3 separate regions of the Mus musculus genome follow, and regions 1 and 2 are each linked to region 3. The links are chromatin loops, found by intact Hi-C in ENCODE. Cell type or tissue: left cerebral cortex. All regions are shown on one strand. Each heading gives the region's core, and the rest is flanking DNA. Links, peaks and the distances in the headings are about the cores only. Region 1 overlaps Brk1 (BRICK1, SCAR/WAVE actin-nucleating complex subunit). Region 2 holds the start of Brk1 (BRICK1, SCAR/WAVE actin-nucleating complex subunit). Region 3 holds the start of Prrt3 (proline-rich transmembrane protein 3).

Region 1 (9,289 bases), core at 342-8,341, 120 kb before region 3:
CTCCTACAGTTGGGTTTCTGTTTGTTTCCTTTCCTTTTCTTTTTCCTTCTTTTTTTTTTTTCCCCCAAGATAGAGTTTCTTCGTGTAATCCTGGCTGTCCTGGAACTCACACCCTAGATCAGTCTGGCCTCGAACTCTCGGAGATCTGCCTGCCTCTGCTTCCAGAGTACTGGGATTAAAGCCGTTATCTCCATGCCAGAAAGACTTGCTTTGAGGTAGGGTCTCACTATGTAGGCCTAGAACTCATTATGTATATCCGGCTTGTCCTGAACTCAAAGATCTCCCTGCCTCAGACTCCAGAGAACAGGGACCAAGGGCAGTTGGATTTTTTTTTTTTTTTTTTTTTGGGTAGCATTGTTTCCCCCTGGCTGGTCTGGAATTCCGTGTACAGACCAAACCAGCTTCAAACTTAAGAGTGATCTCCTGCCTCTGACTCCAGAGTGCTGGAATTACAGGCATGAGCCTCATATATATATATATATTTTTTTTTTTTTGAGTGTACTTAAATTTAATTTCTTCTCTTAAGATCTCCACGGGCTTGCCATATTTCCCCTTCTGCCTTTGCTTTTTGGTTTTTCAAGACAGGGTTTCTCTGGGTAGCTCCAGCTCTCTTGGAACTCACTCTGTAGACCAGTCTGACCTCCAATCTCCTGCCTCTGCCTCCCAAGTGTTGATATAAAAGCTGAGTACCACCGCTGCCGGGCCCACCTATGCTATTATTTAAAGTTTTTCTCATTGATGAGTTTGAGTCTGTCTCTATTTTTAACTACACATTTCAAAATGTCTTCCAGAGTACAAAAGTAAAACTTTCCCTCCTTTTCCATCTGCATTCCCAGAAAACAGTATTACCAGTTTTTGTTTCCTTTCAAACTTTTTTATGTTTGTGAATAGAATTTTAAAATATTTTGTCTTTTTCTTTTTAGACGCAGACTTATTGCATAGTTCCCATTGCCTTGCAGCTGAATATATATAGCCCAGGCTGGCCTCAAATTAGTGGCACTCCTGTGTCTGCCTCCCAAGTACTGGCATTCTAGATATGTGCTACCATGACTGGTTCAAAGAATTAGCATACAACTACTATCAGATAACATTCAGTGCCATTTTTCCATAGACATTTCTGGCAGAAGTTTCATCAGATGAGCTTTTTTTAAATGTACGGGCCGGGCAGTGGTGGCGCACGCCTTTAATCCCAGCACTTGGGAGGCAGAGGCAGGAGGATTTCTGAGTTCGAGGCCAGCCTGGTCTACAAAGTGAGTTCCAGGACAGACAGAGAAACCTTGTCTCAAAAACCCAAAAAACCAAAGTAAATAAATAAACAAAAAATTAAAAATGTACGGGTGTGCATGTGTGAGCTCATCCAGGGGCTGATGAACACAGGGAGGATTGGATTTCCTGGAGCTGGAGTCAGAAGTCGCTGTGAGCTGCCTGTTGTGGGAACTGGGAATTGAACCCAGGTCCTCTGTGAGAGCAACCAGTGCTCTTAACCACTGAGTCAGCTCTCCAGGGCTTCTAAATTCTCTTGAATTTTTAGTTCCCCATTTTTCAGGTAGGTTCTTTATTTTCAGTGTTGAGAAATCCAGAGCTTTATGTATGACACGCGAGCCACCTACCTCTGTGCCTAGACCAAATTTAGTATTTTGTCTAATATTATGTTTAGCACATGTCTACTGAATGGGCCATGTGATAGAACCAGTCTCTGCCTTCAGAATGCTGAAAGGCTAGTGTGGAAGGACACAGGACAACTCGGAGGAGCAGTGTTATTTGGTTGTAACAAAGAATGTGAAAGGTGACTAGATGAGCCAGGAAAAAAATCAAGCAGGGTGTCTGAATTCCATTTAGGCTCCTTTATCAAGTCTGGCGAATAAATCACCCTGAACAGTAGAAGTTTATGTCATGCTTTTGGAGCAGTTGAAGATACAGTTTTATGGACTAAAGAAATGGCTTAGTAGTTAAAGAGTGTGCTGCTCTGAGGACCTGAGTTCAGTCCCCAGCATCCACATCAGGTGGCCCACAACTGCCTGTCACTCCAGGTCTAGGGAGTTCAATGCCCTCTTCTGACCTCCACAGACATGTGCAAGCCCCCCCCCGCCCCCATACACAAACAAACATACATACATGATTTAAAAATAAAAATACGGTGGAGAGTTGGCTCCTTGGTTAGGAGCACTGGCTGCTCTTGCAGACGACTCTGGTTTGATTGGCAGCTCACAACCATATGGGACCCCAGTCCCAGGGGATCGGACACTTTCGTGGGTACCAGGCATGCAGTTTGCGCACACACATACCTGATAGTACATACATACACATACATACATAAAGACAGTAAGTAAAATTTAAAAAAACCTAAAGAATAAAAATAAGGACTAGAGGGAGCTCAGCAGTTAACATTACTTAAAACTGCTCTATCAGAGAAGAGATGGTTCCTAAAACACCAGGTGACTCACAACTGCCTGGAACTTCAGCTCCAGGGGATCTGGCACTCTTCTGGTCTCTGCAGGCACATGCATATTTGCACACACATGTGCACTTACACACACACACACACACACACATCTTTTTTAAAATGTGGAGGACCAGCCAGATGGCTCAGTAGGTTGAGATGCCTCCCATAAAGCTTGCCCTGAGTTTGATCCCTGCGACTCACTGGACTCTGGAAACTTGCCTTCTGACCTCCACAAACGCACAAATGCACTACGGCATACACATGTCTACACACACACACACACACACACACACACACACACACACACACACACACACACACACTTTAGAGGGCATGTGGTCCTCATGCTAACAGATAAACTTTGGAGCACCCAGGAGTGTTAATCATGCATGGGTGTCTCCGCAAAGGAAGAAGAATCTGCTTTCCACCCAGAGCTGGGAGGAGGTGTTAATGAGCTAGTGACCTTTGCAATCTGTAAAGCAAGACCTCACCCAAATTCCCCATAATGTTTATCCCAGCCTTTTCTTCCCTAGACCTTTAGCTTTCGTTATTAATAGAGCCCATCTAGATGTTACATGTACTTTAGAGTCTGCTGACCTCTATGCCATCAGATCTTAGGCCCTTAATCTATAAAACCTATCTTCATGGTCACATGTGTTTGTGCACCAGAGATTGTATCACATCAGGAAGCTTTCCCCAAAACTATACTGTGTTTAAACGTTTAAATATGGTATCAGACTCTCTAGAATTTCAACTAGCGCTGATAAAGTTGGGCTGAACTGAGCTTACATCCTTGCCTCTCATGTTCCTGCCTGCCGTGACTCTTAAAGGGACCCCCACAACTTTTAAGTTTTCCTCATGTCTCACGTTAGAAAACAGGAAAGGGCAGCGTTGTCTTTTTTAAAAAAAAATATTTATTTAATGTACATGAGTACACTTTAGTTGCCTTCAGACACACCAGAAAAGGGCATCGGATCCCATTACAGATGGTTGTGAGCCACCATGTGGTTGCTGGGAACTGAACTCAGGACCTTCGGAAGAGCAGTCAGTGCTCTCAACCTCTCATCTCCTGAGCCTCAGCACTGTCTTTCTTTACGAAGCACTCTGGTTTACTGAGGAAAGGCATTATATCTTTTAATTAACTCAATCCAGACTGGGGCAGAGTGGTGCTTGCCTTTAATCCTAGCACTTAGGAGGTAGAGGTAGGTAGACCAAAGTTTGAGGTCAGCCTGCTCTACATAGCATGCTCCAGGCCAGCCAGAACTACACTGTGACCCTGTCTCAAAAAAAAAAAAAAGATCTTAAACTTCCTACACACAGTAAGGAGGTTACCTGGAGAAGCACCCGGACACCTCAAAGCACCACATGGGATGAGGAAATTGCCAGTGTAAGAGGCCAGATTCCTTAGTTTCCTACAACCAATGTTACCAACTGCTCTTTGCAACCAGGACCTTATGATATAGCAACGTGGCTCTAACCGACTTGGCATTACCACCAACACATAAACATCCTATTATCTGTAAGATAAACACTGAGCATTCAGGTATAATCCACCGAGTGCTTGCAAAGACCATCGTTTTGCCTTATTATCTTGTGGTACAGTCCCTATTCATGGCAGGAGCCACTATTAAGCCAACTGCAGAGTACAGGTAAATAACACAGCTTTAGAAGTGGTCCTTTATTCAGGACGATATGCAGATAATGAACTTGAGTGTCTGCTAAAGGCATGCTACAATGAGCTTAGTAATACTGAAAAGAGAACTTAGCCCATGAGAACATGAGATGTCTCCATTATAAGATTCTATTTTTAAATGAAAACACTGGTTCAGTATCCCTTAGGCAAAATGCCTGTGATCAGATAGGACCCAGGTTTAAACATTTCATATACCTTAACCGCAGCTTGACATTATTTACAGTATTCATGTATTTGTATGCAGGCCAGAAGTGGACCTTGGTTATCTTCCTCTCACGCTATACCTTGTTTTTTTTATGGACTCTCACTGAACCTGGAGCTGTGGTTCAGTTAAACTGATAGGCAGGAAGGCCCCAGGGATCCTCTCACCTAGGCCTCCTCAGCACAGGGAAAATAGAACCACTATTATAGTTTTTATGTGGGTGTTGGGGATCCAACTCAGGTTTCTGTTTGGATAGCAATTTTTTGTTTTGTTTTTTTAAAGATTTAATGTATGAGTACATTGTTGCTGTCTTCAAACACACCAGAAGGGGGCACCTGATCCCATTACAAATGGTTGTGAGCCACCATGTGGTTGCTGGGATTTGAACTCAGGACCTCTGGAAGAGCAGCAGTCAGTGCTCTTAACCGCTGAGCCATCTCTCCAGCCCAATAGCAAGTATTTTACCAATGAGTCTATCTTCCCAGCTCCTTTATACAGATTTTTGGGCTGCCTGTTTTGACTGCAACTTACCATGTCTCTCCCTTTTGAGCAATGGACTCCAAAACCAAGAAATCTCATGCTGGGAAAAGGATGGGTTCCTGGTGTCAGGCAGCAGGGGAGCTTGTCTCCTGGGAATATCACAGCATTCTGACTTCCAGGAGACCAAAGCCAAGACAATGACCAGCAGGAATCAGATCTTAACTTAGTTGTCTCAACCAGTGGATCAAGACCCCTGGGGTCTAACAACCCATGTCACTTATTAGATATCCTGCATATCTATCTGCACATACTATTCATAACAGTAGCAAAATTTCACTTCATCAAGGAGCAACAAAAATAATTTTATGGTTGGGGGGGGTCACCACAACACGATGGGCAAAGATGATGGGCAGGTATATCACACACAGCATTAGGAAGTTGAGAACCCCTGCTTTAACTGCGACAGTTATGGGCACCTTTTTTCCTTTCTTTTCATGTCCAAGTATCAGAGCCATGCTTTTACATTGCAGCCTGGGAGCTAGTTCCTTGGAGGTAGGAATCTGGCACAGTCACTCTTGTCTGGAAACATTTTCCTGTGAGGCCCCGGAGGTCTTGGAACTTGATGTAGACCAAGTGGCCTGACACTCAAGAGATCTACCAACCTCTGCCTCCCCAGAGCTGGAATTAAATGTATGCACCACTCTGCCTGGCCAATGTACACCCTCTTGGCTGTTTAAACTTGAGCTTCATGGAAGAATCCCCAAGATGATGGCAGCCCTATTTACTTCCTCTTCCCCAGTGTGGCCACCCTGGGGAGACCTTTTCTACTTTCACCATTACTTAATTGGCTTACTGAAGACAGGGTAACAACTCGATTGTCAGGGCTGCCAGGGCCCCAGGCTCTGACCGTAACCACTCAGGTAACAACTGTGTGAGTCAGGTGTGAAAAGGCTCACCTGTGCTGTTACTATTTAGAAGGCCTTGGATTTTGGAGAATGTTGGATAAGAGAGACTCAGGCAGTACTACTTACAGTGCCCAAGGTGTACCACATGAATACAACACAGCTTGAACCCTCCTAATCTGGCTCATCACTGACCAAGGCAACCTGCCTTCCTCAAAGCAGCCAGCTGACTTAATCCAGGGAAGGGGACGCAGGTACTTTTTAGGTTACATATGTGGTTTGACTATACTTGACCCATGTGACTGGCACTATTAGGAGGTGTAGCCTTGTGGAGGTGGGCCTTTGGGGTCTAATACATGCTGGCCAGTGTGCGGAGACGCTCCTCCTGGCTGCACGCTGAAGACAGTCTCTTCTTAGCTGCCTTCATATCATGATGTAGGACTCTTGCTTCCTCCAGCATCATGTCTGCCTGCAGGCAGCCATGTGTTCTGTAATGATAATGGACTAAACCTCTAAAACTGTAAGCCAGCTCCAATGAAATGTTTGCCTTATAAGAGTTGTCTTGGTCTTGGTGTCTCTTCACAGCAACAAAAACCCTAAGACAATATACTCTGAAAATGTTCCAAATAATTCAAGGTGAACTCTGGTGAAGATGCAAGCCAGGAAGTCTGAGAAAGGGCAGTACTGAAAGTGCTTATCTGGGAGAACAATGGGGAATTGTAACCTGAGCTGGACTTTGCATGTCAAACAGGCCTTGAATAGAGAGAAATGAGTGTCCACAGAGCATGATAAATGCTACCCTACTCAAGGGGAAGCTCTCTGTGGGGAAAAGCCTTTAGCAGTAAGTTGGCTGAAGTGTAAAGGAAGCACAGTAAGTCTTTGATTCTTCTGTATAAACTGCAGTATCTGCTTGAGAAGATTGGTGTTTACATTGTGCGCACGTGTACACCACGCACAGGAATGCCACCGCATGCCCACAGAGATCAGAGGACAGCCTCCAAGAACAGGTTCTTTCCTTCCACCATGTTGGTCCTAGAGACAGAACTCAGGGCTCCAAGTTTTGAGGCAAGCACCCCACTTGTCAGACCATCTCACAAGCCTCCGTATTTACAGTCACAGGCTGTTTACCTTATAAAACTAGTAACCTACCCTGGATACAGTTAAACTGGAAAGATGCTAGGATTGCAACAGATCATAAACATCAGGTCTGATTCAATACTGTATCTTTTATTGGAGTCTAACACACCTATATAGTAAAAGTCCTTGGTAGTTATCTGCTGAAAGACCAAGTAATTCCAGACTGAACTAGTTCAAGTGTCCAGACAGGAACACTGACTGGAGAGCCGCCTAGGCTTTGAACCAGCTAGGGCTGCAGGTTTCTTCTGCTGGAGAGCACTCTTGCCCACCAGACTCTCAACAAGGAGACCCTCTCCAGCCACTCTTGCCACCACAGTCACAGCAGTCAGACAAAGTTGAGTTTATTAGGGAAGCATGAGAGCTACTGATACCCCAAGTGACACAAAGAAAACTGAAAATGTCCCTTCAAGCCAACTGGGGGCCTGGCTTTGAGCTCCCAGAACAAGAAACTGGTGGGTTAGCAACAACATTTTCTGGCAACCACACTGCAGGGCACAAGTCTCAGCCAGGACTGCCTCCACCTCTCACAGGTGGAGAGAAGGCCGACTGTTGACAGAAATCAGTGTAGAGGCCATGGGAGCTGTAGGGAAAGTCTGAGAGAAAGAGTTTGAGAGGTGGGGAGGACCTTAGAGTCCCAGCCTTTGCCTCTCAACACCTCAAACACATTGACAAGTAGTTCCGAACAATGTTACTGAAAAGGGAAAAAGCCTAATGCTGTTTCCAAGAGGTCCCCTGGACTGCTTGCTCCCCCATGCCACGTCATACCCCAGGGCACACAGCAGAGCCCAAAGGCCACTTTTGAAAAAAGAAAAACAAGAAAAAGCCCTGTTGCTCTGTAAGGAGAGAGGAGGAGCAGGAGGCTGCTGGGCCTTTCCCACACGGCAGTGTTCTGTACAGCAACTTCCCAGCAGCAACGCGGCGGCGCACTTCTAGGTCAGAGTCTCACCCTTTGTCACCTGTGAAGGAAAAACTGACATTTAGATAAAACGCAAAGGACTAAAGCCATTAAAAAAAATCCTATCTTGGATCCTGCACAGTGAGAAACAGTAGCAAAGGCAGCTTCAGAGTCCCAGACAGCTACATCCAGGCAGAGCACTTAACCTCTGCACCGCGTTCATTCTACACAGATATTCCCTCTGGGGTAGCCTGGGACTATACTCACCCTCGCTTCAATGTACTCTATTCTCCGTTCAAGGGCTGTCAATTTCTCATTTAGTGTTGCGAGTCTTGAACGACAAGACATATCTGGTAAAAGGAGACTAATATTCAGGATTAATGCCACTCCAAACACCCACACCCACACAAACCCTCTGGGCTGAAGATGAAACATTGTTCCAAGAACATGTGGGGGCTGGGGTATGGTAAGAAGCATTTAAGAATCAACAACTCAGATGCTGTGGAACACCAGGGTGGCAGGCAGAGAAGAATCACCACAGAGGGAGATCTATATCTTGTCTTGTAGCCAAGACTAGTCTTGAACTTGCAGTGATCCTCCTGTCTCAAGCTAAATTTATGAACCTTAAAAAAGTTGCTAAATTTATAAAAAATGTTATAGCAGTAACATACAACTAATATGTAAAAGATGTGCAGATAGCTTTGTCAAGCAGCAAACTAAGAGTTTCAAGAGAAGGGACCTAATGAGGAAGGAAATGCAGAAGATCTTCAACCTACGGTATATCCCTATAACCTACGGCATATCCCTATAACCTACGGCATATCCCTATAACCTACGGCATATCCCTATAACCCCCTGGAAATTAAACTAGGGAGACGCACTAACTGCACTACACTGCGGAGCACCAGCTGTTTCCTGAGCCCACAGGGCTGAGTGGGAGCTGTGTTCCTCTGTTCCCTGGCATCAAAAGTACCACACATGTCGCTAGCTTTGGAAGAGATCAAAACTCAAAACCTGAGTATGGTTTTAGGCCAGGGTTACAGATCAGCAGAGGAGGCTTATCCTAGAGGACTCCACATTCAATGCCCAGCACTGCAGCAGTGAGGGAGTCCTGAGGGTTACAGCCGAAATTAAGGCAAGGAAGGGAGGAAGAGGAGCTCCAGAGAGAAGGGTGTCAAACGCCCACACTACTTTTAGTGTCTGTCTGTCTGTCTGTCTGTCTGCCTGTCTTTATGCCACATGCGCATAGATCAAGTTGTAACCTCTCAGCTGTATTCTTTGGCAGAGGAAATTTCAAGACAGCAAATCTGTGGTTGGATGATTAATACACAATTTGAGGAGAAAAAGATCGCTGGGAAATTCAACATTGGAGCCAAGGCTTGTGCTGAAAGAAATAAGAAGACTGATGAGAAATGGAATAAGGGGTTGAGTACCCTCAGGGCAAGACCCCACCTGAGCTAATCCTGCAATTTATGGAAGAAAAAGGCATAAGAAATTTTCTGTTCCTAAAAGGCAGTAACAACAAAATTTATAAAAA
Region 2 (10,457 bases), core at 563-8,562, 110 kb before region 3:
GAAACTTTTAAAGTTAGACTAAACTCAGTTTTTGCATTATGATATGGCCACAAGCCTAGGGGTTCAGGGACTGAGTGGGATGTGGTGATTTGAATGAGAATGGCCCCTGTGGGCTCAAAACCTAGAATGGCTGGTCCCCAGTTGATGGGACTGCTTGGGAAGGATTAGGAGGTGTGGCCTTGCTGGAAGAGGCATGCCACTGGAGTTTGAGGTTTCTAAAGCCCAGGCCATTCCTAGTTATGTCTTTCTCTCTATGCCTCATGCTTGTGGATTAAGATGTAAGCTGCTGCCAGGCAGTGGTGGCGCATGCCTTTAATCCCAGCCCTTGGGAGGCAGAGGCAGGTGGATTTCTGAGTTCGAGGCCAGCCTGGTCTACAAAGTGAGTTCCAGGACAGCCAGGGCTACACAGAGAAACCCTGTCTCAGAAAAAAAAAAAAGATGTAAGCTCTCACCTACTGCTCCAGTGCCATGCCTGCCTGCCACCATGCTCCCCACCATAATGGTCACGACTCTAATCCTTTGGAACCATGAGCCCCAAACGAGCTCCAAATGAAATGCTTTTTGTTTGTTTTGTTTTTTTCGAGACAAAATTTCTCTGTATAGCCCTGGCTGTCCTGGAACTCACTCTGTAGACCACGCTGGCCTCAAACTGGTCACGGTATGGTGTTTTATCACAGTAATGAAAAGTAACATTGTCTCATCATTTGAGCTCTTGGAAGATAATCAGTTACTACCACTGGAAGACTGCTTCAACAATACCCATAGAGACCTTTTTGAACTAGAGAAAATTCAATCAGTATCAAGCACATGATAGAACCAAGATTCTATCTGTGAAAAGCAGCCTTGATTCTTTGCTCTGCTTTTTCCAATCTTTCAGTACATCCTCCAGAATGCAATCTAGACTCTTAAAATACCTTTTCTGCCTCCTTTACCTGAAACCATGAGACCTTTTTTCCTCTCAGCTGTCCTCAGCAACAGAAAAGGAGACAAATGATGGCTACTCCCTACCACCTCCTCCAACCTACGCTTCTCTCTCAGTAACCTTTATCTCTTGGGTCTAAAATAGCTCGAGCTCAATCTCCCACATGGTGAGTCAATAGCAAGCTAACAACTTTCCTTTTCATCTCTTCTCTGGCTGCTTCTACAAAAGCAGTCACTTTGACAACTCTTCCTACACTCTGATCCAGCCTCAACTCTCATCATCTTGCTTATCTAATCATTCTTTGTCACCAAAACTTGGCTAAAATTCTGCCTCTGACAGGCTTTACCAGGAAAATGCAAGTCTTTTTTTTTTTTTTTTTGGTCTGAATATATCTGAATTCCTAAGGCTGAACTTCTCGTTCTTAAGTTACTTGGGTCTCTGGCTGTCAGTGGGGGCCTGGGCTGGGCTGAGCATGCGCCTCAGTGGTTAAAGCAGCTGCCTAAGGGCAGGAGTTCAGACATCCAGCAGCTCTGTAGACACCGGGTGAGCAGGGCAGTCTGCCTGCAATTCCACCTCCAAAGGCTGAGGTGGGATCGTCCTCAGAGCAAGGAAGCTACAAAGACTAGACTTCACCGAGCTTTGGGTTTGATGGAGAGACCTGCCTCAGTGAGTACGATGGAAGAGCTATGATGATTCTCTTGTGCATCACACACACACACACACACACACACACACACACACACACACACACACACAAAGTCATTCACCCATTCTCATTAGCTTTTCAAACTTAAGTTTCACTGACACTGACATGTAATTAACATGCCATACATTCATCCATCTGTAGATGTACAACATAATGCTGGGCCCTTCTTTTTAAATCTTACTATCTGCTATTGCTGCCTCCTCTAGTTTCCAAGTCTGACTTACGATGACCACCCTAGCAACCTTACTTTAGAAACACACTATCTGACTTTTTAATTTTACATTTTTGTGTATGTGTAGACACATGCCCTGGCACACATGTGCAAGTCAAATGTAACTTCTGGGAGTGGTTCTTTCCTGTAGCCATGACTATAAGCCTGAGACTGAACTCAGGTCATCAGGCTTAACAGCAGGGACCCACGGAGCCATCTCACTGGCTCAACACTGTCACTTCTGTCAGGAGTAGCCAACATGCCCAGGGTTCATTTACTAGGATATTTTGAAGCTCAAAAGCAATCAATCTCTCTAACGGTTGTATTTGTCAGGAACCCAGAAACCACGGGGAAGAGAGGACCAGGGAGGGCTCTTTCTTAAAGAGCTGTGTTGCTCTACCTGTCTACCTGTAAACCAATCAGAACCCTAGAATGTTACTCTGGAACTGGCTTTATGGATTAACACTGCTGAGGAAGACAAAAATGCCCAACTCTAGACACAGGCTCCAGACTGTGCCTAAAGTTAAATATGTTTGGGTCATTGGCCAGGTGTAGCCCAAGGGTAGAATGCCACCTCCCTCACATGCTTAAGGCCACACCAGAACCTGCTATAATAGAAATAACAGGAGAGCATCCAGCAACTGGGCAACTCTGGACCCTACATTAAAGCGCACTGTGTCAGCACTCAATAAAAGCAGTTCCTATCAGGGTGCTTGCTTGTACAGCCACAGCATCACTGCCAACAATACTAACATGAGTCCCTCTCTACATTTATTATTATTTTTTAAAGATTTAATTTTATGTATATGAGCACACTGTTGCTGTCCTCAGACACACCAGAAGAAGGCATCGGATCCCATTACTGATGGTTGTGAGCCACCATGTGGTTGCTGGAAATTGAACTCAGGTCCTCTGGAAGAGCAGTCAGTGCTCTTAACCGCTGAGCGGTCTCTCCAGCGCCTACATTTATTTTTTAGGTAAGATCTTCTCTACATAGCCTGGCCTCGCCTGAGACTAAAACTTAACAGTCCTCCTACCTGTTGCTTCCCAAGAGCTAGGATTACTGTAATGTTTCACTACACTTGGCTTTCTTTCTCTGAATTATTTCATATACTACCTTATCACAACCAAAATTAGTACTAGCTATATCTTCTGGGCTTATTTCGTGGGGGGGGTGTGAGGGTGTCTAGACTATTTCCAGACAATGGTTCCTTATGTAGTTCAGGCTAGACTGGAACTCACATCTTTTTTTTTCTTTTCTTTTTTTCTGGTTTTTCGAGACAGGGTTTCTCTGCGTATCCCTGGTTGTCCTTTGTAGACCAGGTGGCCTTGAACTCAGAAATCCACCTGCCTCTGCCTCCCGAGTGCTGGATTAAAGGTGTGTGCCACCACGCCCAGCTCTGGAACTCACATCTTATCTCAGCCTTCTGAGTTCTAGGACTGCAGGTGACTGTCAAGCTTTGGCTTGTTTCTGAAGTCAAGTTTTAGTTCCTGGATGCATCTTGGTAGGGAAAAGGCCGAGATCTGCAAAGGAGAAATGTTCCTTTTCCTGCGTTACAAGGGAGAAGACTGCGGAGATGTCTGTATCACATGTGTACGAATCACATTTTACAGAAGACAAAATTGATTTGGGGTTTTCTGCTGCATCCTAGATTGAGGAAATGAGCAGGATTCTAATTCTTTAGGAGCAACAAGAAATGGACAACATGGCTGCTTCTTTTCCCTGAAGATATTAAAGACCTATGTCTGGAGTCATTACTAGGTGGTTTTTTAAATAGTTGAAATTAATAAAGAATTAGAAGGCAGAACCTCATTATGATACACAATTAAAAGCTAAGGCAATTTAACTGTTAGCTGAGCCTTTAGGCAAGTTCCTGGTTGACAATCATGCATGATACATGAACTCACAGAGACATCATTAGGCTGAGAAGCCCTGAGTCCTAAGGAGAAACTAGTGTGGTGGTGTGGCATGGATGACTTAGTAAGAATTGCATGGGGTTAATGCAATTGGGTGTACCCTAAGTTCTGGTATGTATCTATGAGGTTTGTACGATTTATGAATATCTAACTCAGAGGTACAAAGATTCTATAGTTGAGTTTGAAGAGGTATTTGGAGTTCTTTGAAAATTACAACAAATGCAAATCCCTACCCTGACTCAGGGTACGTAAGCAGATTCTCTAAAGGGAGAATGTATTCTTTCTAGATGGCTAATAGCTGTATAAACAACTTCTACTCTTGCAATTCCAGCATGTGAGAGGACAGTTACAATCTGTGGTTCCAGTTCAGTGTCAGACAACTGCCTGAACCACATGGACGATGACACAGTCACACCTAACACTGCTCTGTATTGTGGGTTGGGTGAACTTTCAAAAAAACATTATCACAGACTTTACTGGTCTGCATTTTTAGACTCTGTCCTGATTCTGAAGCTAATGTGTGCAAAGAAGTTTAAAGGAAGAGGTGTTATTTTAAACTCTATTTTTATACTTAATTAACAAATTCAGCATGCATGTTGTAACCCAGCTGTGTCAGATGGTGTAAAAATATGTAGAGAAATGTTGGAAGGCTGAGCTGGAAGAATCGTGTGATCCTTCAAGTTGGAGAGCCTAATCCTAAGCACCAAGGTGACACGTTTTCTCAAAAAGAGGAGGAAAAAATAAAAAGAGCAGGACGCAATGGTGCAAGACTTTAATGCCAGAACTCAGGAGGCGGAGGGCCAGACCAGCCTACATAGCAAGCTCGACGCCGTCCAAAGCCAGCCTTGTATCAAAAGGTCTCACAGCAAAACCTTGTCTCAACCTCCACCTCCCAAAACCCTAACAGCAGCTTTCAGATGACGGTCCCTCAGCAATTATGTAATTATCCAAGGAACGGGAAAGCTTACTAACAGATATGGAGACCTTGTCTCAAACCTCACCCCCAGAACAAAAACAAACAAGAAGGTAATAAACTAAGCAGGGTCACGTGCACGTCTGCAACCTAGTCAGCAGAGCTGATGGAGGAGGGCAAGGTCGAGGCCATGTGCGATCACCAGCCTGGCCACACCATGGCACCCTATGTCAAAAAACACACACACAAAAGAGGACAGGATGAAGGAAGGAGAGAAGAAAGAGGAGTGAGGATAGAAAGATGAGGAAGAGGAGAAAATAAACAGTACTCCTAAGAGATTTAGAATTATGAAATAGGTGTGATAATACCTATTATGTAGCCCTCTAAGGAAGATTCAAAGCTCTCCATCATCCTGGAAAATTAGTTGAGACCCTGTCTGACAAATTTTGTCAGTAATAAGACATACTTTCTAGGCTGTACATATCAAAGGTAAAATATATGTGGACTAAAGTTTAATGTAGCCAGGCCTGTATAAAGACAAAGGCCTATAGTCTGTGACATAGATGACGCAGGACTTGAGCCTGGCCAGGAGTTAGCAGCCAACTTGTGGCAGAGAAACCACAACTCAAAACCAAAATGGTGTTTATTAGTACAGGTTGGTAGTACAGATTGAGTAGGATTTATCAACAAACCAACCTGATGTGTTCCTCAGTTTAAGGCAACCCTGGTGTACACATTATGAGTTCCTGGTCAGCCAAACCTATATAGCAAGTCCTGGCCTCAAAAAACAGAAACAAACCTAGAACTCTTCAGATTTTGATTGTTCTCAAGGCAGTTAGGCAACGTCTGAGGGAACAGCTTCCTGATGCAGTTCAGTCAGAATGAAGTTGCTGTCACTAAGACCCAGATTTGGAACAGTGAGATGTTACATTAACGGGATTTTTGGTGCTTTGCCGACTGAAATGCCATCTCTGATATTAGCGGCTACCAGACAAATGAAGTCTGGTAATTTTGCTTGCTAGAACATTCTTTGAGAGTGATGTCTCCAGCTTCTTCCCACTGCTCTCCCACCTAGGCCAAAGTCTCAGACCTAGGATCTATTCAGTCTATCCTGGCCCCACCCAGCACAGACACTTAGGTTTTTGGTTTTTTTCTGAGCCAGGGTCTTATTCTTTAGCTAGACTGGCCTGAACTCATGGCAAGTCTCTTGCCTCAGCAAGGTAGGTTCACAGGTATAAACCACCACATAAGCTTGTTTAATTTCTTCTGTTCCATTCTTACTGGAGGGGATGTTTTTCAGTAAAGAATGTTGTTTAAAGAAAAAAGAGTGGGGGATAGTGAAATGGTTCAGCGGGTAAGAGCACTGACTGCTCTTCCAAAGGTCCTGAGTTCAAATCCCAACAACCACATGGTGGCTCACAACCATCTGTAATGAAATCTGACGCCCTCTTCTTGGGTGTCTGAAGCTACAGTGTACTTATTTATAATAATAAATAAATCTTTGGGCTGGAGAGGGGTTGACTGGAGCGAGCAGAGGTCCTAAAATTCAATTTCCAACAATCACATGATGGCTCACAACCATCTGTACAGCTACAGTGTACTCATATACATAAAATAAATAAATCTTTAAAAACATTTTTTACAAGAGTTTAAAAAAAAGAAAAAAAAGTGAAATATTTCAGTTCTCTGGCAAAGTAGGAGAAAACTATGTGAACCAACACTGAAATAGTTTACACAAAAGGTACACACTCAATAAGCACAATTGTTGGAGTGCTCAAAAGATTCTGAGCCAAAACCAAAACCCTCGGCAGGAAAACTTGACTATGAGTAGCAAGACAAATGATCAGTTCTGGAAAATGCTTTAATTCAGTAAAAAGCCATCTAAAGCCATCAGGTCTACCTGCGAACATACCTGCCTTTGTCATTGAATCACATTCCTTTAATACTCCTTAAATCTAATTCTTCTGGGGACACATGAACTCTTTACTGACTACAGTTCTCTACTATAACCTCCACAGAAACTTACGGGCGTGAAGCTGTACCACTGACATATACATTTATGCTGGCCTCTCATTAGTTGGTATCTTTAACCTCCGCTCCCTGTTAAGAAAATCCATGTAAGATTATACAGAATCCTACACACTTTGTGAGCATACTTCTTTTTCCCCACGTGTAAGAGGTTTATTGGGGGGGGGGGCAAGGAAGGTGGCGGCAGAGAGAGAAGGGTGGGGGAGAGAGAGAATTCGTGAGGGTGCGTAAGGACACTTCTAATCCAGCACTTGGGAAGCAGAGCCAAAGGGCCATCACAAACTAGAGGACATCCTGATCTGTAGAGCTGCAGGCCAGCACAGAGCGACAGACAGTAATAATCTCAGGAGGGGGAGGGAAAAAATAGTTGAGGAAGGAGAACCATGAGTTGTACCAATTTACAAGACTCAAAACCAAAATGCAAAATGGAGTAGGGGACATGGAGCATGGATGGACAGATTAAGATCTCTTATTTATTGTATTTGAAGGTGGGTGTGGGCATGCACTATGTGGGGCCAGAAGACAACTTGTGACAGCTGGTTCTCTCCTTTCACCTTGTGGACCCTGAGGATTGTATTCAGGTTGGTGGCCTTTACCTGCCAAGCCATCTCAACAGCCTGAAAGAACTCTACATACAGAAAATGGATTAGTATTATTATTTACACTGATAGTCTCCCTTTATGTGTGTGTGTCATATCCCCTGGGACTAGAGCTATGGACCACTGTGAACTGCAACGTGGGTCCTGGGATTTGTACCTGGGTTCTTTGGAACTGCTTTTAACAGCTGAGCAATCTCTCGAGCCCTAGAAAATGGCTCATTTCTGTGGCTGTTCTGAGGACCAGGCTGGCCTCAAATGCATAGCACTCTTCCAGCCCTTGTCTCTCCAGTGCTAAGAGTACAGGTATGAGCCACCACATATAACAGGGAAGGGTTACCATGTTCCTCACTGCCAGCAGACCTGTGTAAGAACCAATTACGCCTGCTGATGTTTGCTTTGCTCTACCAGGCTGGACTCAAAACTCTCTATGAAGCAGATGACTTGGGAGTTCCTCCTGGTCCTCCTGCCTCTGCATCCTGAGTGCTGCTATTAAAGGCATGGTGTGTGGGTGCTAGGCCAATACTCTACAGACTAGGCATCCCCTGCCCCTTAATGATGCATTTCCAATTTCCTTTTTGTTCTCTTTTCTCAAAAAACAAAAACAAAACAAAACAAAAAACCCCCAACCAACCAAAAAACAAAACAAAACACAAAAAAAGGAGGAAAAAAAAGGAGAGAGAGAAAGAAAACTCTAAGAAGTGGGGGATGCCGGGGTCTTGTGCTTACCACTCAGGAGCCCAATCCCTGAACTACACCCCGTAATTGAAGCTACTGTTCGGTTACCTTCTATCATACTACTTAGGACTCATCGGGTCTTTAGCTAGAAAATATACGATTCACTTTAATTTTTTTCAAAATACAGCACTTTCTCCCCAAGATGCTGAAAGTTGCTAATTAGTAGAACCAAAGCACTCTAGTGAAAAAGATCACTGGATGCCATCTGCACGTCTTGTATTGTGTAAGAAGGTCCCTGAAAGAACCCTTCCGGAGACCATAAGAAGTCTGTAACAGGTTTTCAGTCCAGAAGGCTAGGAACGCACGCAGAAAGAAATCAAGACTGTCACTAGCCGGCCACACCTAGGAATAGTTTTTTGGAAAAGTGGACTCTGCTGAAACCATCTGCCCTGTAAAATCCGAGGAGCCAGACAGAAGCATCCAGAGCACCTACCATGAAGCAGATACAGGGCTAGAAAAGCCATTCCCAAGGCCCGAGCGGGCCCCATCCCTTACAACCCTCAGCACTAGCACCAAATCGAGCCGGGGATGAATGAACCTGCCGGGAGTGGTTAAACGGGAGCAATAGAAGGCATGACATCAAAGGGGTTCGGACTTCTTCCTGAAGGAGATGGACAACGAGCAGGAGTCTCTCAACAGTAAGCGCGACCGTGACCGTGACACGGCTGCGCACTGCCTGCCAAGTGAAGACTGGCACGGAAGCGCGGCGCAAACCGGGGCGGATGATGGATGGGCCTAAGAGGCTGGACAGTGGGCGTGCTGACGAGCGCAAGTGGGGCATGGCAACGGGCAGGGTAGACCCTCGGAAACGGCCCAGTGAGGCTCGGGGTGAGGGCACTGGGGCCGGCGGGCAGCCAAAGAGGAAGCGAGTAGCCAGGGCGGCGCGCCTCTCCTCCCCGCCGCCGGCCGCCTCCCAGGCCTCCCTCCTCCCAGCCTCCCCTGCTCGCCCGCTGACCGAAAGAGTTGAGAAAGTCTGAGATTTTCTTGATGCTGCTGGTGATGATCTCAATGTACTCCCGGTTCGCCCAGTCCTGGTGAATCTCCCGCTGCACCGGATCCTCTTGTCCCGCCATGGCGGCCGCCTGAGGAAGAGTGACTGCGCAGGCGCCGCGACCTCTACAGGCCTCCAGCGCGCCTGCGCCGCCAGCCAGTACCCGAGTGTTCGAGCCCCAGAAAGGGCTGGCAGAGCGACGCGCGTGCGCACTCTAATCCCTGCGCTCTAGCTTGGCTCCCACGCTGGGGTAAACAAGATTCCTCCACTCGCGATGTGAAGACTAAGAGCTACCCTGTCCCCGGTTACAAGCACCCGCTGACCACTAGCGGATCTTGTCGTTAGGGGGCGCCCACACATTCCCACCTCCGCCTAAGGGTTGCTCCAAGCTCTCTTGCACCTTGTTAGCTGTGATGGGCACAGTCCACGAATCCCGTTTATTCAGAATGCTTGTCATGCTTGGGTCACAACTCTGTTCATTCTCGTTTTCTTTTAAAATTTGTTGTTGTTGTTGTTTTTCGAGACAGGGTCTCTCTGTGTAGTCTTGGCTGTCCTTGTACTCCCTCTGTAGACCAGGCTGGCCTCGAACTCACAGAGATCAGCCTGCCTTTCCCTCCGGAGTGCTGAGATTAAAAATGTGGCCACCACCGCCAGGTTAAAATTATTTTATTCGTATTATATGTGAGCGCTTACGTGGCACAACACGCGGGCGGAAGTTACAGGACAACTTGCAGGAGTGGGTTCCTCACCTTCCATCTTGTGGGACTGAACACTCAGATCATCAGCTTCAGTGTCTTTATTGTTCGAGGTGTCCCACCAACTCTGAATCTCCATATTTACCAAATGAGCAAAATACTTTTCTTTCTTTCTTTCTCTTCTCTCTCTTTCTCTCTCTTTCTCTCTCTTTCTCTCTCTTTCTCTCTCTTTCTCTCTCTTTCTCTCTCTTTCTCTCTCTTTCTCTCTCTTTCTCTCTCTTTCTCTCTTTCTCTCTCTTTCTCTCTCTTTCTCTCTCTCTTTCTCTCTCTTTCTCTCTCTTTCTCTCTTTCTCTCTCTTTCTCTCTCTTTCTCTCTCTTTCTCTCTCTTTCTCTCTCTTTCTCTCTCTTTCTCTCTCTTTCTCTCTCTTTCTCTCTCTTTCTCTCTCTTTCTCTCTCTTTCTCTCTCTTTCTCTCTCTTTCTCTCTCTTTCTCTCTCTTTCTCTCTCTTTCTCTCTCTTTCTCTCTCTCTCTCTCTCTTTCTCTCTCTCTTTCTCTCTCTCTTTCTTTCTCTCTTTCTTTCTTTCTTTCTTTCTTTCTTTCTTTCTTTCTTTCTTTCTTTCTTTCTTTCTTTCTTTCTTTCTTTCTTTCTTTCTTTCTTTTTCCAAATCAGGGTTTGTCTGTGTAGCCCTGGCTGTCCTAGAACTCACTTTGTAGACCAGGCTGGCCTCGAACTCAGATA
Region 3 (10,457 bases), core at 1,308-9,307:
TACATAGTGTGTGGAATACTGGTAAAAAGAAAAGTAAAATTGAATGAGAGTCATACCCATGCTGCTGCTCAGCATCTTCCGGATTGATGGATGGATGGATCCTGACCCAAAGTGGATCATTCAGGATCTATCTTTGAGGACCCAGAGCCTCCATGAGTTGGGATGTTCATTGTCGTACTGTTTGCAGAAGGGACAATGACTGTTAAGCCACGTGACTACCCGTCAATCAGCAGGGGACTATGGAGAATGACTGAATAAATAAATATTAGTGTGCCCAGACCCCGAAACGCTGAGCAGTGAGCGGGAAGAGGAGGACCGAGTACATGGGGATTGTGTTGAAAATGTCTGCACAGCCACTGCAAGACGAACAGGACTGCCGAACAGTGTACGTGCAACCTTAGATAGATGATAGGTAGGTTAGATAGATAGGTAGATAGATAGATAGATAGATAGATAGATAGATAGATAGATAGATAGATAGATAGGAAGGTAGATAGATAGATAGGAAGGTAGATAGATAGATAGGAAGGTAGATAGATAGATAGGAAGGTAGATAGATAGATACTGATAGATAGTTTTTGTTTGTTTGTAGCCTTGATTGTCTTGGAACTGACTATGTAGACCAGGCTGCCCTTGAATTCACGGAGATTCATCTGCCTCTGCCTCCCGAGTGCTGGGATTAAAGGCGATCACCACCACAACTGTCCTTTACAAACTCGAGAAAGGGTTTCTCTGTATCCCAGGCTGACCTTGAACTTGCTATGTAGCCCAGGCTACCTTAAACTGATTGTGTTCCTGCTTCCTTTTCCTAAGTTCTGAGATTACAAACGTACACCATCACTCCTGGCCATATATGAGCTCTCTGTCTCTCTCTCTCTGTCTCTCTGTCTCCCTCCAACTGCCCCTCGTGTGTGTGCATATGTGTGTGTAGAGTGGCTCAGGCTGGCCCCGAACAGGCAAGACTGAAGTTGAATTCCTGATCCTCCTGCCTCAATCTCCTAAGTGCTGGGAATTTATGCCTTTATGTGCAAAGGAAGCAGTATGGTAATGACTGTGAATGAGCGGGGGTGGGGGTGTGGGGAGAACTCACAGGTAAGATGACCAGTTTTGGGATGTTTCTTTGTTTGAATGCAGACAATCAGTCCATCTGTCATACTGGGTTTTTTTTGTTTGTTTTTTTTTTGTTTTTTGTTTTTTTTTGTTTTTTTTTTTTGTTTTTTTGGTTTTTCAAGACAAGGTTTCTCTGTGTAGCCCTGGCTGTCCTGGAACTCACCTTGTAGACCAGGCTGGCCTCGAACTCAGAAATCCACCTGTCTCTGCCTCCCAAGTGCTGGGATTAAAGGCGTGTGCCACCACTGCCCGGCTAGTCCATACTGTTTTTACAGTTCACATGACCAACATCTTAGTGAATAACAATCCCCAGGAAATGTCTCCTCACCATTTCTGGTGGGCACGGGCATTCTTTGTATGGCATTCCCTGGGGGATTCAGTGTAATGATGGCCATCTGAAGGACTGGGACAGAGGTCAATGGTACAGTGCTTGACTCACATTCTCGAGGCCCTGAGTCCAATTCCTAGCACTGAGGGAGGGAAAAAAAAGAAAATATCCATGAGTATTAGGAACTGTGCAGAGAGGCCTCTGGAGTACTTGATATTGTCTCTGTACAGAACCTCAGTTCCAACCACGCCTCTGCTAGATTATCACATCAGTTCCATGTTGGGTACAGTAAGAATTCTGGAATTTTGATTTCTTAAAAAAAAAATAACCCACAAATATTGTAAGAATGTGCTTTTGATTTAATCCCAGGTGTAGGGAGGTGGGGCTGCTTTGGACTGTCTGCCACAGCTGACTGTGATTTGCCTAGTGCTCTAGCAGAGACGTCATTTTGCCAGCTGCATAGTTTCTGTGATTGTGTGACCATTGGAATTCTGGGAACTTTTCAGAGGGTGTATAAATGCTATGGAGAGGCAGGGGTGGGTGGTTGTTGGTTGGAGGGGGTTGTGGTTTGTTAGTAGCTGTGCTCAAAGAACAAACAAAAGGAAAGAAATTAGATTCAAGGATCTCTCTTTTCTCTATCCTTCTTTCTGTCTCTAGTGATAGGGGGTGAAACTGGGGGTGGGAGGATAAAGTGCGGGGGATGGGGGTGGGAGAAGAACCCAGAAAGTACCTAAGGTCAGCTACAGTTCAGCCTTCTCCATTTCTCCCGCTAGTGTTAGAGGCTGAAGATAAAGAAGGTATTTGTGGTGATTTGAATAACAATGGCTCCCATAAGCTCATATAGTTGAATACTTAGCCATCAGGGAGTGGCCCTATTTTGAAAAGATTAGAAGGATTAGAAAGTGTGGCCTTAACAGAAGCTGTGTGTCAAATGGGGAAGGCTTTGAGGTTTCAAAAGCCCATGCCAGGCCTAGTCTGTCTGTCTGTCTGTCTCTCTGTGTGTGTGTGTTTCTATTGATCAGTATGTAGCTCTCAGCTACTGTTCCAGTGCCTGCCAACATGATGATAAGGGACTAAACCACTGAAGTTGTAAGCAAGCACCCAATTAAATACTTTCTCTTATAGCAGTTGCTTTGGTCACGGTGTCTCTTCATAACAATAGAACAGTGACTCAGGTAGTATTGTATCCAGTCACAAAGGCCAGAAGAAATTACATGATCGGCTAACCACATGCTGAAAATCACCACATCGGAGACCAGAAAGAAGTAGACCTAGGGCTGGCAAGCTGCTTCTGCAGGTAAAGAAGATCTGAGTTTGGTCCCCAGGATACACAAGGCAGAAGGAGAAAACTGACTCCACAGACATGATGTGGTATGCCACAGGCCACACAAATACAAACACACACACACACACACACACACCAAAATAACAACAACAACAATAATAGAAAAGAAGGAGGGTGAGGAGAAAGAAGAAGAAAAGAAGAAAAAAGAAAGAAGTAGATCTTCGAAAATGTGTCAGAATATATTGTAAAATGATGAGGAGAAAGGCAAGTTACAAGAGCAATTAAGAAAGCGTGGGCTCATTTTTATTTAATATGCTCTGGGAAAAGCCTGGAAGATATGCCAGGCTGTATGTATGATCTACCTATGCCTGTATGAATCCAGAGAAAGTGAGCTCCCAGTCCCCGCAGGTATGCAAATAAAGCGGGCTGTAGCTAGAAGGAACACTGCAGAACCCCACAGGGCTCTGACACCATCTGGGCTGTGCTGCTTGTGAGAAAGGGGCGGTGAGGAGCAGCGAACAGAGACCGTTCCCAAAGGAAAGGGTTAAGTATCCCGCGCTCCTGTGGGCGGGCTTGACGAGGAGATCGGCAGAGCCGGGCTCTGCTGGCCAAGCCTGAGCATCTCGGAGGATGCGCCTCCGGGAGCGGCTGCAGGGACGCGCGCAAGGTGAACGCATGGCTGCGGATGCAGCGCGCAGGTGAGGAGCTGGCCGAGGGAAGGGGAGATGGCGGGACCCAAGAAGGCAAGGAGCAAGGCTTACAGCCCCTTCGCGGGCATGGGCCTGCACGGTGCCAAACCCCACCCGGGACACTGCGGGAAGGCATGGAGCCAGGGAGAGAGAAGCTGGAGAAGGAGGAAGAGAGGTAACCCGAGATGGACCAGCTTCTGCAGGCTGTCCTGCAGAGGCCCTCACCCTGCTCCCCCCACCCCCTAGTCTCTGCGGCTGATTGATCTCATCTCCCCTCAGAACTGTCCAGCCATGGGGACCCTAATGCTAGGCAAGCTCCTGCCTGGACTGCGGGTGCCCACATCTCTTGCATCGGGGGTGGTAGGCAGATGGCATGTTATTCACTGAAGGCCCAGCTCAGCCATCTCCTCCTCTGCAAAGTCTACAGAGCTGTACGGGCTTCAGTATCTCTAGTATGTGTTTTCAGCTGGCTGTGCGACCTTGGACAAGTTGCTCAACCTCTCTGACTCTTGGTTGCCCACTCTCCTTTCCTGTGTGATGGGTACTTGCACCTGCTGTATGGGAAGGTTTAGAACAGAGGCCTAACTAAGCAAAGAGCTCAACACAGGGTATTATTATAACCTATATCCATATCAGGGGCCCCAAGTCCTTCCTTCGCACACCTCATCCCCAGCCTCAGAACTGAGGACTTTATGGGTCCCCAGACCCCAGCCTGGCCTATGAGCAGAACCTGGGGCTTAATAGATGTTTGAGAGAGGGCTTACCAAGACTTAAAGGCTGTCTGAATTAACGCTGTGACTGGACCCAAGAGGTCTTTGAATCCCCTGAAACTTCCCACAACCTCTGATGAGCCTAGGGGTACTCCTCGGAAGAGTCTCTGGGGTTACCTCTAACTTCTCCTAGTGTCTGAGCCACCAAAGGTGGCTGTGTCCAAGAGGAAAAGGACACAGCACCTGCCCCTAACACAGCTGGCCCTCAGCTGGCTGGCCACTGCTGATCCCTCCTACCTCCCTGGCCTACTTAAGGATGGACTTAGGAATAGGGACCTCTTGGGAATATATCTACCTGGGCCCGGATTGTACAGGGGCTGGAGGTGTAAAGGAAAAAGACAGGAGCCCCAGGCCAGCGGCAGACAGGAGATGATATACAAGGGAGCTTTGCTCCGGATAGGGAGAGCCAGGAACAGAAGGCATCCCTGGAGAGGAGTGTCTAGGCTAATACGAACTACCCTCCAATTGTCCCTGGACATGATGCCGACCTCTTTCCCTTTAAAAAACACTGCTTCTCAGACCGCCTCCTGTCGGAGCTCTCCAATCCACGTGATGGTTCACAGGAGCCCTTGCTGACTAGCCCCTGCCTGCTGACCACCAGCCACCCCAAAAGAGGTGTTCTGAACTCACTGAGTTCACGCCTGCTCCTGAGTCTTTGTATATGCTATTGCCGCTGCCAAAGGCTTTCCCCTCAGAGCGTCAAATGCTTGGCTCTCTTACCATTCTGCCTTTGCTTAAGTGTCTCTCTCCTCAGACAGGCTCTCCTGGCACCCCTGTGGAGACTCTCCTCTGTTATCATCTAACCACACTGTATTTTCTTCAAAGCTAAACTTTATAATTTTAGGGAGTCTCATTTCATAGTTCTCAGGCTGGCCTGCAACTTGCTAGGTAGATCACAGAGATCCTCCTGACTCTGCTAAGGATCTGAACTTTAACATTTTTAAAAAATTATATGTATCGTGTGTGTGTGTGTGTATGTGTCTGAGTGAGTGTCTGTGTGTGTACATGCATGCCTATTTGGAGATCAGAAAACAACCCAAGGGAATCAGTTTTCTCTTTCCACCATGTGGGTCCTGATCAAGGATTGAACTCTGAGGTCATCAGGCTTGGCAGCAAGCCCCTTTATCCACTGAGCCTTCTCACTGGCCGTTAGGTTAAAATCATTTATTGTCCATCTTACTTATATCTCTCCACAGTGGGGAGGGGGCAGTCTTCTCAATCTTGCTCAGCGCTATATCCCAAGGTCTGTTCAATTTATGTGTTGAACTAGAGAAGGGCTTATGAGGGAAGAAAGCTTTCCAGACAAAGGCTAAGGAGATAGAGCCCTGCTATCAAGTTCCTCCTGTGGGTCTGACCTTCATGTGTCTCATTAGTTATGCGTCATATGAATCCCCTTGAGGTAGACACTCTTGTTAGCTTCATTTTAGAGATAAAAGTTAAAACCACGATGCTGAGAAGCAAAGTAACTCACCCAGGAGACAAGATGCCAGGAATCTAACTCAGGGCCCTCCGCAAATGCAGGGGCATGTTCCTCTTTCGCTTTTATGAGAGCTGGATGTTGATAAATCTAATTTGAGGGCAGGCAAGAAGGCTTAGCAGCTAAAGAGGTTTGCCACAAAGCCCGATGGCCTGAGTTTGATCCCTGGGAACCACGTGGAAGGAGAGAACTGACTCCCACAGGTTGTCCTGCCCTCCAAGCACTTGCTGTGGCAAACATCCCCCCTTAATTAAACACCTAAATGTGATTTTAAAAACGTAAAATCTGTTTTCAGGGACTGGAGAGATGGCTTAGCCAGCCAGAGCAAGTAGCACTTCCTGCTCTTGCAGAGTATCCAGCACTGGGGTTAGGTGTCTCCCAGATGCCTGTAACTCAGCCCCTGGGGAATCCAACACTCTCCCCTGGCAATGGCAGGCACTGCACTTAACATATACAACTACTCCTGTCATATGTGTGTGTGTATACACACACACACACACACACACACACACACACACACACATATATATATATATATATATACACACATATATATATATATATATATACACACACACACATATGTGCATAGGTACATATATATGTATATCATATATAAAATATACTTAGTATATACAACTAAAAGGCTGGGCCTGTTAGCACACACACCTTTAATCACAGCACTCAGAAGGCAGAGACAAGTAGATCTCCATTAGTTCTATGCCATCTTGGTCTACATAGTTCAGGTCAGCCATGGCTATATAGACCCTGTCTCAAAAAATAAAATCTTGGGACTGGAGAGATAGCCCAGTGGTTACAAGCACTGGCTGCCCTTCCAGAGGACCCAGGTTCAATTCCCAGCACCTACATGGCAAATGACAAATGTCTGTAACTCCAGTTCCAGGGGATCCTATACCCTCACACCAATCAGTGCATATAAGATAAGCTAAATAAGTTATTTAATAAATGAAATTGTCAGGTATAGAAGGCATTCCATCCCGAGGGAACAGAACCTGGTGTCAGGACAGAGGCTGAGTCAGCTGGCCTGGCCGCAGTCTCGGAAAGCCAGGAATAGAACTTGCATTCTCTCCCAAGAGCAGTGGGGAGTCAGAAAGTTTTGAAAGCAAAGGAAGTGATGTGAGCAGAGACCCAGTTTTTTAAAACTTTAAAAGCCGGGCTGACACTGTTGTTTGATGCTTCTCTTCTTTCCCACCAGCCCCTGGAGGAAGTCATGGGACCCTTCAACCCTCACGCCATCTCCCTCTGCTTTATCTTTCCTTTCTCCGCTTTTGTAGACGGGTCCAGTGAAGCCTAGAAGTCAAGGGCTCTACACTCAGGCATTGAATTAGACCATGGCCCCCAGCCCACAGGCCTGCACATCTCCTCTTCTGCTGTTGCTGCTGCCATGCCTGGGGGCTGGCCCTGCCTTGGGCAGAGGCCTTCCCAGGCCCCTGGAGAACTCAGAACCTCACATGATCCCATCAGAGTCACAGACCTTTGACCTCTTCTGGGAGAAGCTGAGAAATGAGAGTTCCTGGCACAGCGGTGACCCTCAGGCCCGTGCTGAGGGGCCCAAGAAGCCCGCAGACCCTTACCTAGGACCAGCCCTGCATGGGCCCAAGGCAGCCCCTGGGGTCCAAGGTGAAAGACTACTAAGAGCTGATGACCTCCAGCTGGCCCGAGCATTCACCTCCCAAGGCTGGACAGGACCTCCTGACTCACAGGAGCTTCTGGAGCCTGAGGCACCAGAACCCCACCCTGTGCGAGCACCTCGTCTCACTCTTGTCACTACAACTCCCAGCTCCCTACTCTCGGCAGCCATACTTTCCACTGCCTCCCAGAAGCCTGGAGGCACAGCAGGGCAGCAGCCAGCTAGGAACGAGGAGCTAATAATGGTCAAAGCCGAGACCCACATCACACAGGCTTCCCCCTGGGACTTCCAGGGCTCTTCCCACACTCCGGTACCCGAGACAGATGCTGTGAGGACGCTGGTGTTGGGGAAGCAGGGGGGACATGAACAGGGCTTCCAGGAGGCTGTCCAGGGTCCCCTACTCACCCAGCAGGATCCAGTAGTCCCTGGGGTCGGCTCAACACCCCCAGTTAAAGTGGAATCCACCCCAGAGCCTGGAGCCCAGCTCGACCTGGCATTGGTCAGAAGCCTTCCTCTTCCTGAGGGGCTGCCAGCTGAACCCCCCAAAACTGGAGCTGGGGATACCTGGGAAGTCAGCTCTCTGGGACCCCAACCAGAACAGACCGATCTCCTTGGAGGACAAGATTCCCCAGCACCCCAGCCTATACCACCTTCAGCCTCAGACACTTCTGATGGGCACCTAAGACCAGGTAGGTATCAGCATGAGGGGGCTGAGTGGGGTTGTGAGGACCAGTGGTCCAAGGCAGATAGATGTAATTCTGCATGTCATTTCCCTCCTTTGGACAAATTGGAGTGATGGAGCCTTCCTCCTGAGGGGCAGGATTTGGGGGAGTATGGGAAGGTCAGACAAGGTAATGACTATTGCCATTTCAGCAGTATCCTCGCTGAATGGAGCCGACCCCATCTCCCCACAACGTGTGAGAGGAGCGATGGAGGCCCCAGGAACCCCCAAGTCCTTCATCCCTGACCTTCCAAATTCTGCTCAAGCTGCAAATGGAACAGAGAGCCCTGTGAGGGCCCTGCAGCCAGGTGAGGCCACGGCTAGGGGTGAGGGGAGAGAAACCAAGAACCTGTGCTTAGTGATGGGGCAGGGGCCAGGGCTAAATAGAGAAAAGCACCCGCTGAAAGGAATAGGTTAGGACCTCTGAGTCGCCGAACAAAGCAAACCAATGTTCCCTGGAAACTCCAGGACAAGACATCGGCTCTTTTGAGCTCGAATGTTCTTCTGTGCAACGTAGACCCATCTTGTACAGTCATACCCCATCCCCTCGGGAACCCCAGCACCCTGGATGCTGAGACAAGAGGATCACAAGTTTGAGGCCTGCCTGAACTACATACATACTGAGTTCAAGGCTGGGTGTGAGCAGCTCATTAAGACCCTGTTTCAAAATCAAAAATACAAAGGGTTGGAGACGCAACTTAGTGGTAGAGTTATTGCCTGGCATATGAAAGATCCTGGGTTTAATCCCCGGCACCATCACTACTACCACAAAAAAAAAAAAAGGAAGGAAGGAAAGGAAATTTACATCTGTCTTGTCTTTGATGGGAACCAAGATAGACATGTGCCCTCACCATGACCCAATGACTGTGGCAGGTGCTATTATCGCCATTTGACAGACAACCTTGGAAAATTAATTTACCAACTATACTTTTGAATATGGAAAAATCAAAAGCACTTTTGTGTTTGTTTGGGGTTCTGTTGTGTTGTTTCTTGTTTGTTTGAGATGGGGGTCTCAGGTAGCCTAGACTGATGTTGAACTCATTGTGGTTGCTGGAGATGGCTTTGAAGTCCTGATCCTCCTGCCCTGCCTCCTATTACAAGCATGTACCTCCACCCCTCCCCCACTCTCAACAGCACTTCCCGAGGGACCCTTTTAATGTTGTTATTATTTCAGATGAAGCCGAGGATTGGCCGGGTCGCCCACAAAGCCACCCTCCAGCACCCCCTGTCCAGGCCCCCTCGACATCTCGGCGTGGTCTCGTTAGAGTCACCACACAGAGAGCTCTGGGCCAGCCACTCCCTCCGGAGCCCTCAGCCAGCTCCATAGTCCCCATCCCAGCTTCTAGCCCCCCAGCCAATGCCACCGCACCTCCCCTGCGTTGGGGACCCCTTCGGCGGGTGCTGAGTTTCTCCTGGGAGCTTCATGTGTATGGGGTGGGGGTGCTTTTCCTGCTTCCAGCATTATTGGCATTGGTCACAGTGGCAGCCGCCCTAGCGGGACCCCGATTAGCACTAGTGGCTGCCGCGCTGGTATTGGTGGCTTCAGGGCTGCGATCTGCCTACATGCTCACGGATCCTTATGGCTCTCAGGCGCGACTGGGAGTACGTGCAGGTCTGGTGCTATACAACTTGCCCTTCCCCTTGCTACTCACTGCACTGGCAGCACTCACCCTGCTGGGCTTGGGTGCTGGTCTGCCACAGCCTCTGCAGAAGCCGCTGCTGCTGGGAATTGTGGCACCGGTGCATGGCACATGTTTGCTGGCTACAGACCTGTTCTCCACCAGCCCTGTGCTCAACCTTCTAACACAAGGCTTATCTTGCGCCTGGGGCGCCTCAGTGGCTCTGGGCACACTCTGCCTGTGCCGTCGACGCCTGCTGGAAGGCCCTCGGGGCTGGGATGCCAGTCCAGGGCCCCGGCTGTTGGCTGTGGCGGGCTCACTGGGGCTGTTGGCCAGTGGTCTGCAGTTGGCGGCCTCTCTCTGGCTGTACCCAGGGCCTGGCCGGGAGGGTCGCTTCTCCTGGGCTTGGTGGGGCGTGCACTTCTGGCTGCGCCTGCTGGAATTGACCTGGGCACTGGCCCTGGCGCTAGCTGCCCTGGCTGCCACTCGTCCCAGGCCGCCCACGGAGCACGCTTGCTGGGCTAAGCTGCTGCGTCTGGCGTGCCCCGCGCCTACAGGGAAGAGCGAAGTTCCCGAGAGACCCAATAACTGCTATGCGGGGCCCAGTGGCCTGGGCACAGGCGGCCTGGACATCAGCAAAAGTCTCATCCGCAACGCTGCTGGGGAAGCTGGGCTTCCTGTCACTCCTGGTTCTGGACCCTGGGGTTCGGCTGCATCGCTGGGTCGCGGTCGTCCAGGTGGCCAGAGGATGTCCCGGGGCAGTGTGGGGCCCGCACCGTCGCTGAGCGAGCTGGATCTGCGGCCACC

What was found. Peaks named below come from ENCODE experiments on the same cell type or tissue, not always from the same donor. Only the 100,000 strongest peaks of a DNase experiment are listed, where the experiment ranks them.
Region 1: it touches region 3 in a loop (2.8-fold over the local background); 3 of 42 quality-filtered maps call a loop at or near these places.
Region 2: it touches region 3 in a loop (4-fold over the local background); 6 of 42 quality-filtered maps call a loop at or near these places.

Annotation. Positions count from the first base shown.
Region 1 is chr6:113,614,589-113,623,877 of GRCm38, reverse strand. Brk1 (BRICK1, SCAR/WAVE actin-nucleating complex subunit) reads right to left here. Exons shown (of 3, transcript NM_133937.1): 2 at 8,020-8,102; 3 at 6,927-7,813. The coding sequence ends at 7,787. Among named protein-coding and RNA genes, the nearest start is that of Vhl, 4.8 kb to the left of the region's middle. In left cerebral cortex, for the core only: a CTCF peak has its summit at 4,657 (motif pointing right); DNase peaks (open chromatin) are centred at 1,583 and 8,214; H3K4me3 peaks cover 125 bases; H3K27ac peaks cover 906 bases.
Region 2 is chr6:113,603,426-113,613,882 of GRCm38, reverse strand. It overlaps Brk1 (BRICK1, SCAR/WAVE actin-nucleating complex subunit), which reads right to left and starts at 9,111. Exons shown (of 3, transcript NM_133937.1): 1 at 8,987-9,111. The coding sequence starts at 9,104. In left cerebral cortex, for the core only: no CTCF peak of the experiment used is centred there; DNase peaks (open chromatin) are centred at 1,136, 4,346 and 7,713; H3K4me3 peaks cover 1,549 bases; H3K27ac peaks cover 6,733 bases.
Region 3 is chr6:113,494,814-113,505,270 of GRCm38, reverse strand. It overlaps Prrt3 (proline-rich transmembrane protein 3), which reads left to right and starts at 3,340. Exons shown (of 4, transcript NM_001289700.1): 1 at 3,340-3,421; 2 at 6,955-7,999; 3 at 8,184-8,339; 4 at 9,206-10,457. The coding sequence starts at 7,012. In left cerebral cortex, for the core only: no CTCF peak of the experiment used is centred there; DNase peaks (open chromatin) are centred at 3,292, 3,769 and 4,742; H3K4me3 peaks cover 2,439 bases; H3K27ac peaks cover 2,033 bases.